Linked DNA regions of Homo sapiens: region 1 is linked to region 2. A link is a loop called in an ENCODE intact Hi-C map of the cell type or tissue named here. Cell type or tissue: A673. All regions are shown on one strand. Each heading gives the region's core, and the rest is flanking DNA. Links, peaks and the distances in the headings are about the cores only. Region 1 overlaps PPP6C (protein phosphatase 6 catalytic subunit). Region 2 overlaps RABEPK (Rab9 effector protein with kelch motifs).

Region 1 (5,377 bases), core at 121-5,120, 50 kb after region 2:
GTGTGAGCCACCACGGCTGGCCTGTTTTTGTTATTTTTTTTAATGAGTGATGGATGTACTATATGGCAGGACCATGGATTGATTTGTTGAAGCATATAGGTGTGGAAAATTCAACACAAACAGGAGCTAGCTACCCAGGGACTCAAGGCCAGAAGGATTCCAGGCCAAAAAGAAGATCTTGCCTTTGAGGTGCTATTTTAAGATCAGGAACTTACCCTAGGAATGAAGGCAAATCATTTTATTTTGAAGTTTTCTGATTTTTTGTATAATGTTTAGGAAATTAACAACTCTATTTCCCCTCATTGTCTTTTGGGAGCCCTTTTTTCCCCCCTCCCACTCCCATTGAGTTCTGTTCTTGCTACTGTGTAGCTATTGTTGTAGCTGTAACTGTTAAAGTGTTTCTCATATATTAATGAGATTATAGCATTTAGATTCCTTAATTAATGTTTAAGTGATTTCATTATGCTTGTTAGTTTAATTTCTCCTTTCTTGGCAGACCTATCGTAAAATCCAATAAGCCTTTGGCAATAGTACAAACTGGTCTCAGGTAGGAAGGAAGGTTCCACCTGAGACCTCCAGTTCCCTGTATATAGCAGGGATGTATACTTCCTTTTCCAGAACGTTGGTGTGAGAATCATATGCTTTCTATGACATTTTTTGGTTTGATTACTTTCAGTGGACAAATATTTTTGAAGTGCAAACATTTAGAGTTCCTTTAACAAAAAGAATGGCTTGGCTGGGTGCGGTGGCTCACGCCTGTAATCCCAGCACTTTGGGAGGCCGAGGCGGGTGGATCATGAGGTCAGGAGAGCGAGACCATCCTGGCCAACATGGTGAAACCTTGTCTCTACTAAAAATCCAAAAATGAGCTGGGTATGATGACTCATGCCTGTAATCCCAGCTACTCGGGAGGCTGAGGCAGGAGAATGGCTTGAACCTGGGAGGCAGAGATTGCAGTGAGCTGAGATTGCGCCACTGCACTCCAGCCTGGCAACAGAGCGAGATTCTGTCTCAAAAAAATAAAATTAAAAAAGGCTCATCTTTTTTGTTGTTGTTGTTGTTTGTTTGTTTTGAGAAAGAGTCTCACCCTGTTTCCCAAGCTGGAGTGCAGTGGCGCGACCTCGGTTTTCGGCAACCTCTGTCTCCTGGGTTCAAGCGATTCTCTTGCCTCATCCTCCCGAGTAGCTGGGATTACAGCTGTGCACCCCACGCCTGGCTACTTTTTTTTTTTTTTTTTTTTTTTTTGAGAGGGAGTCTCTCTGCTGCCCAGGCTGGAGTGCAATGGGTGCAATCTCGGCTCACTGCAACCTTTGCCTCCCAGATTCAAGTGATTCTCCTGCCTCAGCCTCAGCTGAGGATTACAGGCACCTGCCACCACGCCCAGCTAATTTTTGTATTTTTAATAGAGACGGGGTTTCACTACGTTGGCCAGGCTGGTCCTGAACTCCTGACCTTGTGATCCACCCACCTCAGCCTCCCAAAGTTCTGGGATTACAGGCGTGATTCACCATGCCCAGCCTAATTTTTATATTTAGTAGAGATAGGGGGTTTTGCCATGTTGGTCAGGCTGGTCTTGAACTCCTGACCTCAAATGATCCACCCACTTTGGCCTCCCAAAATGCTGGGATTACAGGCGAGAGCCGCCGTGCCCAGCTGGCTCCTCAGTTTTAGATTTGAATTTTATAATTAATTATAGTTAGCCTTTTTATTTCAAAATAACCCAGTTTTCCCCAGTGGTAACATTTTGTAGAACTATAGTGTAATGCCACAACCAATACAACATCAGCCAACATTGACACTGATACAACTCATGATCTTTAGGTACAACCCAAGATCATCACCTCATGATGTTCAGATTTCTTCAGTTTTACTTGTGTTTGTGTGTGTGTGTGTGTGTTTGTGTGTGTGTGTGTGTGTGTGTGTGTGTGTTTGTGTGTATTCAGTTCTTTGCAGTTTTATTGGGTAAGGGCTCATGTATCCAACTCTATAGTCAAAATACAGAACAGGTCCATCATCACAAGAATTCCTCATGTTGCCCTTTTATAGCCACACCCACTTCCTTCCTGCAACTGCTGGACCCCTGACAACAACTAATCCGTTCTCCATTTCTTTAATTTTGTCATTTCAAGAATGTGTAAACACGGCCGAGTGCAGTGGCTCAATGCCTGTAATCCCACCACTTTGGGAGGCCGAAGCGGGCAGATCACCTGAGGTTGGGAGTTTGAGACCAGCCTGACCAACATGGTGAAACTACTAAGAATACAAAAATTAGCTGGGCATGATGGTGTGTGCCTGTAATCCCAGGTACTTGTGAGACTGAGGCAAGGGAATCACTTGAACTGGGAGGCAGTTTGCAGTGAACTGAAATTGTGCTACTGGACTCCAGCCTGGGCAACAGACCAAGACTCTGTCTCAAAAAAAAAGGGAAAAAAAGAAGGTTATATAAATGGAATTATACAGTATATAACCTTTTGGGACAGTTTTCTGTTGTTTCATTTTTTTCACTCAACATAAATGCCTTGAGATGAATCCAGGTTGTTGTGTGGCAGTATTCGTTTCTTTTTATTGCTGAGTAGTATTACATGGTGTGGATGTACCAAAATGTGTTTAACCATTCACTCATTGAAGGATATCTGATTTGTTTTTAGTTTTGGGCTATGATGCATTAGGCTTCTGCGAGTATTTATATACAGATTTTGAACATGTTTTTATTGCCAAGACTACAGTTGCTGGGTCAAATGGTAAGTGTGTGGTTTGCAATTTATTTTTTAAATTACCAGATAAAAATCTTTTACTGGCTGGGCACGGTGGCTGACGCCTGTAATCCCAGCACTTTGGGAGGCTGAGGTGGGTGGATCACCTGAGGTCAGGAGTTCAAGACCAGCCTGGCCAACATGGTAAAACCCTGTGTCTACTAAAAATACAAAAATTAGCCGGGTGTGGTGGCACATGCCTGTAACCCCAGCTACTTGGGAGGCTGAGGCAGGAAAATTGCTTGAATCTGGGAGATGGAGGTAGAAGTGAGCCGAGATCGTGTCACTGCATTTCAGCCTGGGAGACAGAGTGAGACTCCGTTTAAAAAAAAAAAAAACAAAAAAACCCAAAAACCTTTTACTGTTAAAATTATTTCTTCATATATATATATATATATATATATATATATATATATATGTGTGTGTGTGTGTGTGTATATGTGTGTGTGTGTTTGGTGAAAAACATCATTTTACAGTTCTTGTAAAGCTGTCTGTCTCCTAGAACCTTAGTGTCTCTGTAGGTAGTTTGCATTGCATTAAGAATTCTGTGTGACAGCTGACAGAAATCCAACCCCCGAATTATCACAGGGTACTTTCCTATCAAAAAGTATACTTGGGTTTTGTAAGTATTAGACCTGGTATTTTTCTTTTTTGGTATTTTATCTTTAGTTTTAATGTTGTAGTAAATGTTTACCTTTTATTTTCTCTTTTTATAGCGGCTATGTGACTACGTTTGTGACCTCCTCTTAGAAGAGTCAAATGTTCAGCCAGTATCAACACCAGTAACAGTGTGTGGAGATATCCATGGACAGGTAAAATTTCATGAGCAGATTTTTAAGTTTTGTACTGTCCATGATCCATGTGTGTTTTCACATGTGCTGCAAAATTAAAACAACAACAACATCAACAAACACAACTGGTGGTAAGCTAGGTTGCCTCAGTCTCTGTGACACAAATGATTCCTGGTTTACATTTTTGGTGAATAAAAGCAGTGGTCAAATTAGTGATGGAATTTGTTGATAATTACATTTGTGAAGTGAATAATGCAGCATTAGTTTTCTGTGGAATGGTGGGGTTGGGGGTAGGTAGAAGATATAAAGTACAAACACATACTGCTCATAATAACTATGATTAACAGGAGATGTTTTGGTGTTAGGCACTTTTTTCATTCAGTTCATTTCTGTTCTCCTGTCATATATTGTTGAAAATTTATCATTTCTTTAGTGGGAATGAGAATAGCAAAGGTACAGAAAAATAAAATTGTTGGTCCATGATGTCACAGCAAATCACTGATGAATGAGCTAGAAAATATTTAGCTCAATTTTTCATCTGCTGGGTGTTTGTAAGAATTTCAAAGCAGTGCCGGGCGTGGTGGCTCACACCTGTAGTCCCAGCACTTTGGGTGGCTGAGGCGGGTGGATCGTGAGGTCAGGAGTTTGAGACCAGCCTGACCAACATGGTGAAACCCCGTCTCTACTGAAAATACAAAAAAATTAGCTGGGCATGGTGGTGCGTGCCTGTAATCCCAGCTACTCAGGAGGCTGAGGCAGGAGAATCTCTTGAACCCGGGAGGTGAAGGTTGCAGTGAGCCGAGACCGCACCACTGCACTCCAGCCTGGGCAACAGAGCAAGACTCTGTCTAAAAAAAAAAAAAAGAATTTCAAAGCAGTAACAGGAGGGGCATACCTCATATTTAGATTCTGTTGTCAGTGTTTAGTCTCATGTATATTTGTAGAATTTTTTCACTGGGAAATGAAAGCTGAACAGATTACTCATAGAGTGCTATATGCATACAGTGTAGTTGGGGCCATAAGACTTAATAATACATTGCAAACAATGTAGTCTTTAAAGGATGCCAACAGGACTTACTGTCACCTGTGCAATTTCCCTGCTTTAAATATGACTGTGTAAATGAGCAGAAATGTGTGTAAATTGACTCTGATTAGGGGCTGCTCCATGAGTAAAGTCTTGTTTTGGCTACTTACTTACAGGCTGATTTTCTTTTGGTTTTTCAAGGTGTTTTCTGGATTTTTTAGATTATAAAAAAATCTGACACTTGCATGTCATCACCTCCTAGATGGAGGTCCCATTATGTCATCTTTGATTGTTAAAATTACAGTTCTTTAGAGTAGACTTTAGGAATTGATTTCCTAAAATTTCCATGTAACTTCTCTCTCAAACATTTGTATTTTGCTAACATAAAGGATATTAATATAAGCAGTGTCTTAAGACATTCCTGAAAACTGGAATAAACCAAGTCATGTTTTCCCCCAGTGTAGTGTAGAAGTTTCTATGTAACTTCTCTCTCAAAGTAAACATTTGTATTTTGCTAACATAAAGGATATTAATATAAGCAGTGTCTTAACACATTCCTGAAAACTGGAATAAACCAAGTCATGTTTTCCCCCAGTGTAGTGTTTCCCCCAGTTGTAGACTTTTTAAGATGTGAAGTACAGCCATGATCAAAGGTCAGAAAGTTAGAGACCAACCTCGAACTACTAAAATTGGAAGCATAAAATTGAACTTTTGTATTATATATACCTTCAGTCAAATGTGCAGTTCTTGCTAACATATATCTTGTGTTTTGAGGTTAACAAAGTACTTTTTCACATATTCTGTGTCAG
Region 2 (5,377 bases), core at 320-5,319:
GGCACACACCACTGCATCCTGCTAGACTTAATTGATTTGCTGAAGGGGTTGGGGAAAAAAACAGACTAGTCTTAAATAAAAGTTAGCAGGGACTCCTGATGTGGCAGTATAGGATAATGGTTAGAATATGGGATTTGGAGCTGAAACCAGGTTATCTCACTATATAACTATGTGGCCTTTCACCAATTACTTCTCTAAGCTGCAGTTTCTATGGCTGTAAAATAAGGATACAGACAATACTGGCCGGGCGCAGTGGCTTATGACTGTAATCCCAGCACTTTGGGAGGCCAAGATGGGCGGATCACGAGGTCAGGAGATCGAGACCATCCTGACTAACACAGTAAAACCCCATCTCTACTAAGAATATTTTAAAAATTAGCCAGGCGTGGTGGCATGTGCCTGCAGTCCAAGCTACTCGGGAGGCTGAGGCAGGAGAATTGCTTGAACCCGGGAGGTGGAGGTTGCAGTGAGCCAAGATTGTGTCATTGCACTCCAGCCTGGGCAACAGAGCGTGACTTCATCTCAAAAAAAAAAAAAAAAGACAATACCTACTTTTAAGAGCTGAGGTATGAATTAAATGAGATAATATACATAAAGCATGAAGGAAAAAAAAGTACCCAATACATGAGAGTTATGAATATGATGATTATTACGTTTTACTACAGGCAACCCTTCTTATCTTCAAAGCTGTACATATATAGAATTCTGGAAAATTAATCATTTCTATATACCAGAAAAGTCTTAAAGGAGTACTGCAAAAACTCTGTTGTTTTTTTTTTTTGTTTTGTTTTTGTTTTTTGAGATAGAGTGTTGCTCTGTTGCCCAGGCTGGAGTGCAGTGGTGCGATCTTGGCTCACTGCAACCTCTGCCTCCTCCAGGAGAAGCGATTCTCCTGCCTCAGCCTCCCGAGTAGCTGGGATTATAGGCACCTGCCGCCATGCCTGGATAATTTTTTGTATTTTCAGTTGAAACAGGGTTTCATCATGTTGTCAAGGCTAGTTTTGAACTCCTGACCTCAAGGGATCCACCTGCTTTGGTGTCCCAAAGTGGCCTCCCAAAGGATTACGGGCATGAGCCACTGCGCCCAGCCTGCAAAAACTCTTTGAAACAAAGGTCTGCCAAACAATTTGTCTTTGAATTACTGTTTATGGTATGCCTGCTGGTTGTTCAAGGAGTCCCCAGTGTCCCAAGGAATTTAATTTAAAATTACCTGAAATGGTTTCTGCATAAATATGTTCCTTATAGCATTTTTTTTTTTTTTTTTTTTTTAGAGTCAGGGTCTCGCTCTACTGCAAAGGCTGGAGTGCAGTGGTGCAATTATGGCTCACTACATCCTCAAACTCCTGGGCCCAAGCGGTCCTCCAGCCTCCTGAGCCGATGGGATTATAGGCATGAGTCAGCATACCTGGCTTGTTCATTACAGTATTGTTTATAATAGACAAAAATTGGAAATAGCCTAAGTGTCCATGAGCAGGTTTAATTATTAGTATAGCCATGAGGAAATATTACACACTTTTTAAAAAATTTATTTATTTTTTTGAGACAGAGCCTTGCTCTGTCACCCAGGCTAGAGTGCAGTGGCGTGATCTTAGCTCACTGCTACCTCCACCTCCCAGGTTCAAGGGATTCTCCTGCCTCAGCCTCCCTAGTAGCTGGGATTGCAGCAGAGGGTGGCAGGCAGGCACCTGCCACCACGTCCAGCTAATTTTTTGTATTTTTAGTAGAGACAGGGTTTCACCATGTTGCCCAGGATTACCTGACCTCAGGTAATCCACCCACCTCTGCCTCCTGGGTTCAAGCAATTCTGCTGCCTCAGCCTCCTGAGTAGCTGGGATTATAGGCGCCCGCCACCATTCCTGGCTGATTTTTGTATTTTTAGTAGAGACAGGGTTTCACCATCTTGGCCAGGCTGGTCTCGAACTCCTGACCTCATGATCCACCCGCCTCTGCCTCCCAAAGTGCTGGGATTACAGGCGTGAGCCACCGCGCCTGGCCTAAGCACTTATTAAAAATGATGGTGAAGGCCGGGTGGTGTGGCTCAATGCCTGTAATCCCAGCACTTTGAGGGACCAAAGCTGAAGGATCACTTGAGGCTAGGAGTTTGAGACCAGCCTTGGCAATGCAGTGAGACCCTGACTCTAATATTTATATAATAATCATCATTTCAAAATGCTGGTGAAGACTTTCTGATTGCATGGAACAATGCTTAAGTGAAAAATATAGGATGCAAATGTAACATATAGAATTATCTCTGTCCTTTTTTTTTTTTTTTTTTTTTTTTGATACAGAGTCTTGCTCCCTCACCCAGGCTGGAGTGCAGTGGCAAGATCTCGGCTCATTGCAACCTCCGCCTCCGGGGTTCAAGTGATTCTCATGCCTCAGCCTCCCAAGTAGCTGGGATTACAGGTGTGCGTCACCACGCCCAGTTAATTTTTTGTATTTTTAGTAGCAACGAGGTTTCACTATGTTGGTCAGGCTGCTCTTGAACTCCTGACCTCAAGTAATCTGCCCTCCTCAGCCTCCCAAAGTCCTGGCATTACAGGCGTGAGCCACCACATCTGGTTTGAATTATCTCTGTTCTTAAAAAAAAAAGATTGATAATACACTGAGATGTTAACAGTAATTTAATTTTGGGGTGATAGTACATACACATGTACACACACACACACATATACACATACATATGTTTTTTTTCTTGTTCCTTATAGTTTTATATATTCAAAACCAATATTATTTAAACTTTTAAAACTGCTTTAAAAGAATCACAAAGCCCATTCTTTCTGGAAAGAGAAAAGTCACACTGTGATGTGTCTTTTTTTTTTTTTTTCCCAAATACTCTGGCTTGGGAATGTGCTATCTCTTAATTTTCCCAATTTTACTTTGCAAGGTAAAAATTTTGGCTGAGTGTGGTGGCAGAGGTGGGCAGGCAGAGGCAGGCAGATTGCTTGAGCTCATGAGTTTGAGACCAGCCTGGGCAACATGGCAAAACTGCATCTCTACAATAAAAATACAAAAATCTGGCCGGGTGCAGTGGCTCAAGCCTGTAATCCCAGCACTTTGGGAGGCTGAAGTGGGCAGATTACCTGAGGTCAGGCTTCAAGACCAGCCTGGCCAACATGGTGAAACCCTGTCTCTACTAAAAACGCAAAAAATTAGATGGACATGTTGGTGCATGCTGGTAATCCCAGCTAGTTGGGAGGCCGAGGCAGGAGAATCGCTTGAACCCGGGAGGCGGAGGTTGCAGTGAGCCGAGATCGGGCAACTGCACTCCAGCCTGGGCAACAGAGCGAGACTCCATCTCAAAAAAAAAAAAAGAAAAAGAAAAAAAATCACCCAGGCATGTACCTGAGGCGGGGAAAGGAAAGGCTGAAGGGGAATCTTTTACTTCTGTTTGTTTTTTGTCTTTCTTATTCTTTCTTTTACTTTTTTACTTTATAAATTGTATGGTTTAAACTTTTTAACTTGATCATTATACCTTTTTATTTTTTTATTTAGTTTTTGAGAGAGTCTCGCTCTGTTGCCAAGGCTGGAGTGCAATGGCACGATCTTGGTTCATTGCCACCTCCGCCTCCCGGGTTCAAGTGATTCTCCTGCCTCAGCCTCCCGAGTAGCTGGGATTACAGGCACCCACCGCTGCACCCGGCCAATTTTTGTATTTTTAGTAGAGATGGGGTTTTGCCATGATGGCCAGGCTGGTTTCAAACTCCTGACCTCAGGTGATCCTCCCACCTGGGCGTCACAAAGTGCTGGGATCACAGACGTGAGCCACCGTTCCCGGCCTACCTTTTTAGTTTTATTTATTTATTTATTTATTTATTTATTTATTTATTTATTTGAGATGGAGTATTGCTCTGTTGCCCAGGCTGAGTGCAGTGGCCCAATCTTGGCTCACTGAAACTTCCTCCTCCTGGGTTTAAGCGATTCTCCTGCCTCAGCCTCCTGAGTAACTGGGATTACAGGTGCATACCATCATGCCCGGATAATTTTTGTGTTTTTAGTAGAGAAAAGGTATGTTGGCCAGGCTGTTCTCGAACTCCTGACCTTAAGCGGTCCACCTGCCTCAGCCTTCCAAAGCTCTGGGATTACAGGTGTGAGCCACCATGCCAGGCCTCACTATCCCTTTTTAAATGCCAATTTTGCTGTGGGAAAAAGATATCAGCTAAGAGATATAACAAAGAAGTCTAGAAGTGAGACACTTAGTCAGGCTTTCCTTTTCTAACTTCTGCTTCCTATATTAGGTAATGTGTAAACTGGGATGGCCCTGACCAGCCCCAAGGTGCCCACCAGTCCATACTTGCGTCAAACACATGCAGCTTCGTGTCCTGCACGGGCTGGGCACCTCTCTCTCCGCCCCCAAAGACATATAGCTGGTTTCCAATGGCTGCCGATGATGTGTGGAATGTTCTTGGGGATGGTGGGGGGCTGGTCACTTCTGGCGTGGTCCACGTCCTGGTTTCTGGGCCAGAGAGAATGCAGGCACTTAAAATATCCAGGTAGAGGGGCTTCTGACCTTGACTCTGGGGCTGAGTGAAGTCAGTTTCCAAACTCCAATCCCCAGGGGGGCCAGCATAGTTTTGGGCAGGGATCTCATACTCACAAACATCAAGGAAGAATGAAGATGATACTTAGGATTTGCCAAGACAGTCCAAAATCCCCAAGATTTAAAAGCTGTAAGCACAAGAATGGAGTCAGGCTGGGTGCAGTGTGGCTCATGCCTGTAATCCCAGCACTTTGGGAGGCCAAGGCGGGCGGATCACTTGAGGTCAGGAGTTCGAAACCAGCCTGGCCAACATGGGGTAAAACCCCATCTCTACTAAAAATCTGAAAAATTAGCCGGGTATGGTGGTGGGGACCTGTAATCCCAGCTCCTCAGGAGGTTGAGGCAGGAGAATCGCTTGAACCCAGGAGGTGAAGGTTGCAGTGAGCTGAGATTGCACCACTGCACTCCAGCCTGGGTGACAGAGCAAGGCTCCATATTAAAAAAAAAGAAGAAAAAAAAGAGGTCAATTTGTTTTGGAGGCCTTCAAATATCCTCTCTGAACCCTCTTCTACTTTGCTCACTATCGCTCCCCCTAACATCTGCTAACATTCATTCCCACTAGATGCCAGAGTCCAGGTGTGCCAGATTTCCCAGAAAATGTGGCCAATAAAAGAAAGTAGGCAGGCCATGTGCAGCAGCTAACACCTGTAACCTCAGCAGTTTGGGAAATCGAGGTAGGAGGATTGCTTGAGCCCAGGAGTTTGTGACCAGACTGGGAAACAAAGCAATATCCTGTCTCTACAAAAAATCAGCCAGGGGTGCAGTGGCTCACGCTTGTAATCCCAGCACTTTGGGAGACCAAGGTGGGTGGATCACTTGAGGGTAGGAGTTCTAGAC

Evidence for each region. A loop is a pair of places that touch in the nucleus more often than their neighbours do. Peaks named below come from ENCODE experiments on the same cell type or tissue, not always from the same donor. Only the 100,000 strongest peaks of a DNase experiment are listed, where the experiment ranks them.
Region 1: it touches region 2 in a loop (6-fold over the local background); 1 of 110 quality-filtered maps calls a loop at or near these places.

What each region holds. Positions count from the first base shown.
Region 1 is chr9:125,169,273-125,174,649 of GRCh38, reverse strand. It overlaps PPP6C (protein phosphatase 6 catalytic subunit), which reads left to right. Exons shown (of 7, transcript NM_002721.5): 2 at 3,470-3,565. Among named protein-coding and RNA genes, the nearest start is that of PPP6C, 18 kb to the left of the region's middle. In A673, for the core only: no CTCF peak of the experiment used is centred there; a DNase peak (open chromatin) is centred at 2,069; H3K27ac peaks cover 1,381 bases.
Region 2 is chr9:125,219,618-125,224,994 of GRCh38, reverse strand. RABEPK (Rab9 effector protein with kelch motifs) reads right to left here. Exons shown (of 8, transcript NM_005833.4): 5 at 4,295-4,456. Among named protein-coding and RNA genes, the nearest start is that of HSPA5, 19 kb to the left of the region's middle. In A673, for the core only: no CTCF peak of the experiment used is centred there; no DNase peak of the experiment used is centred there.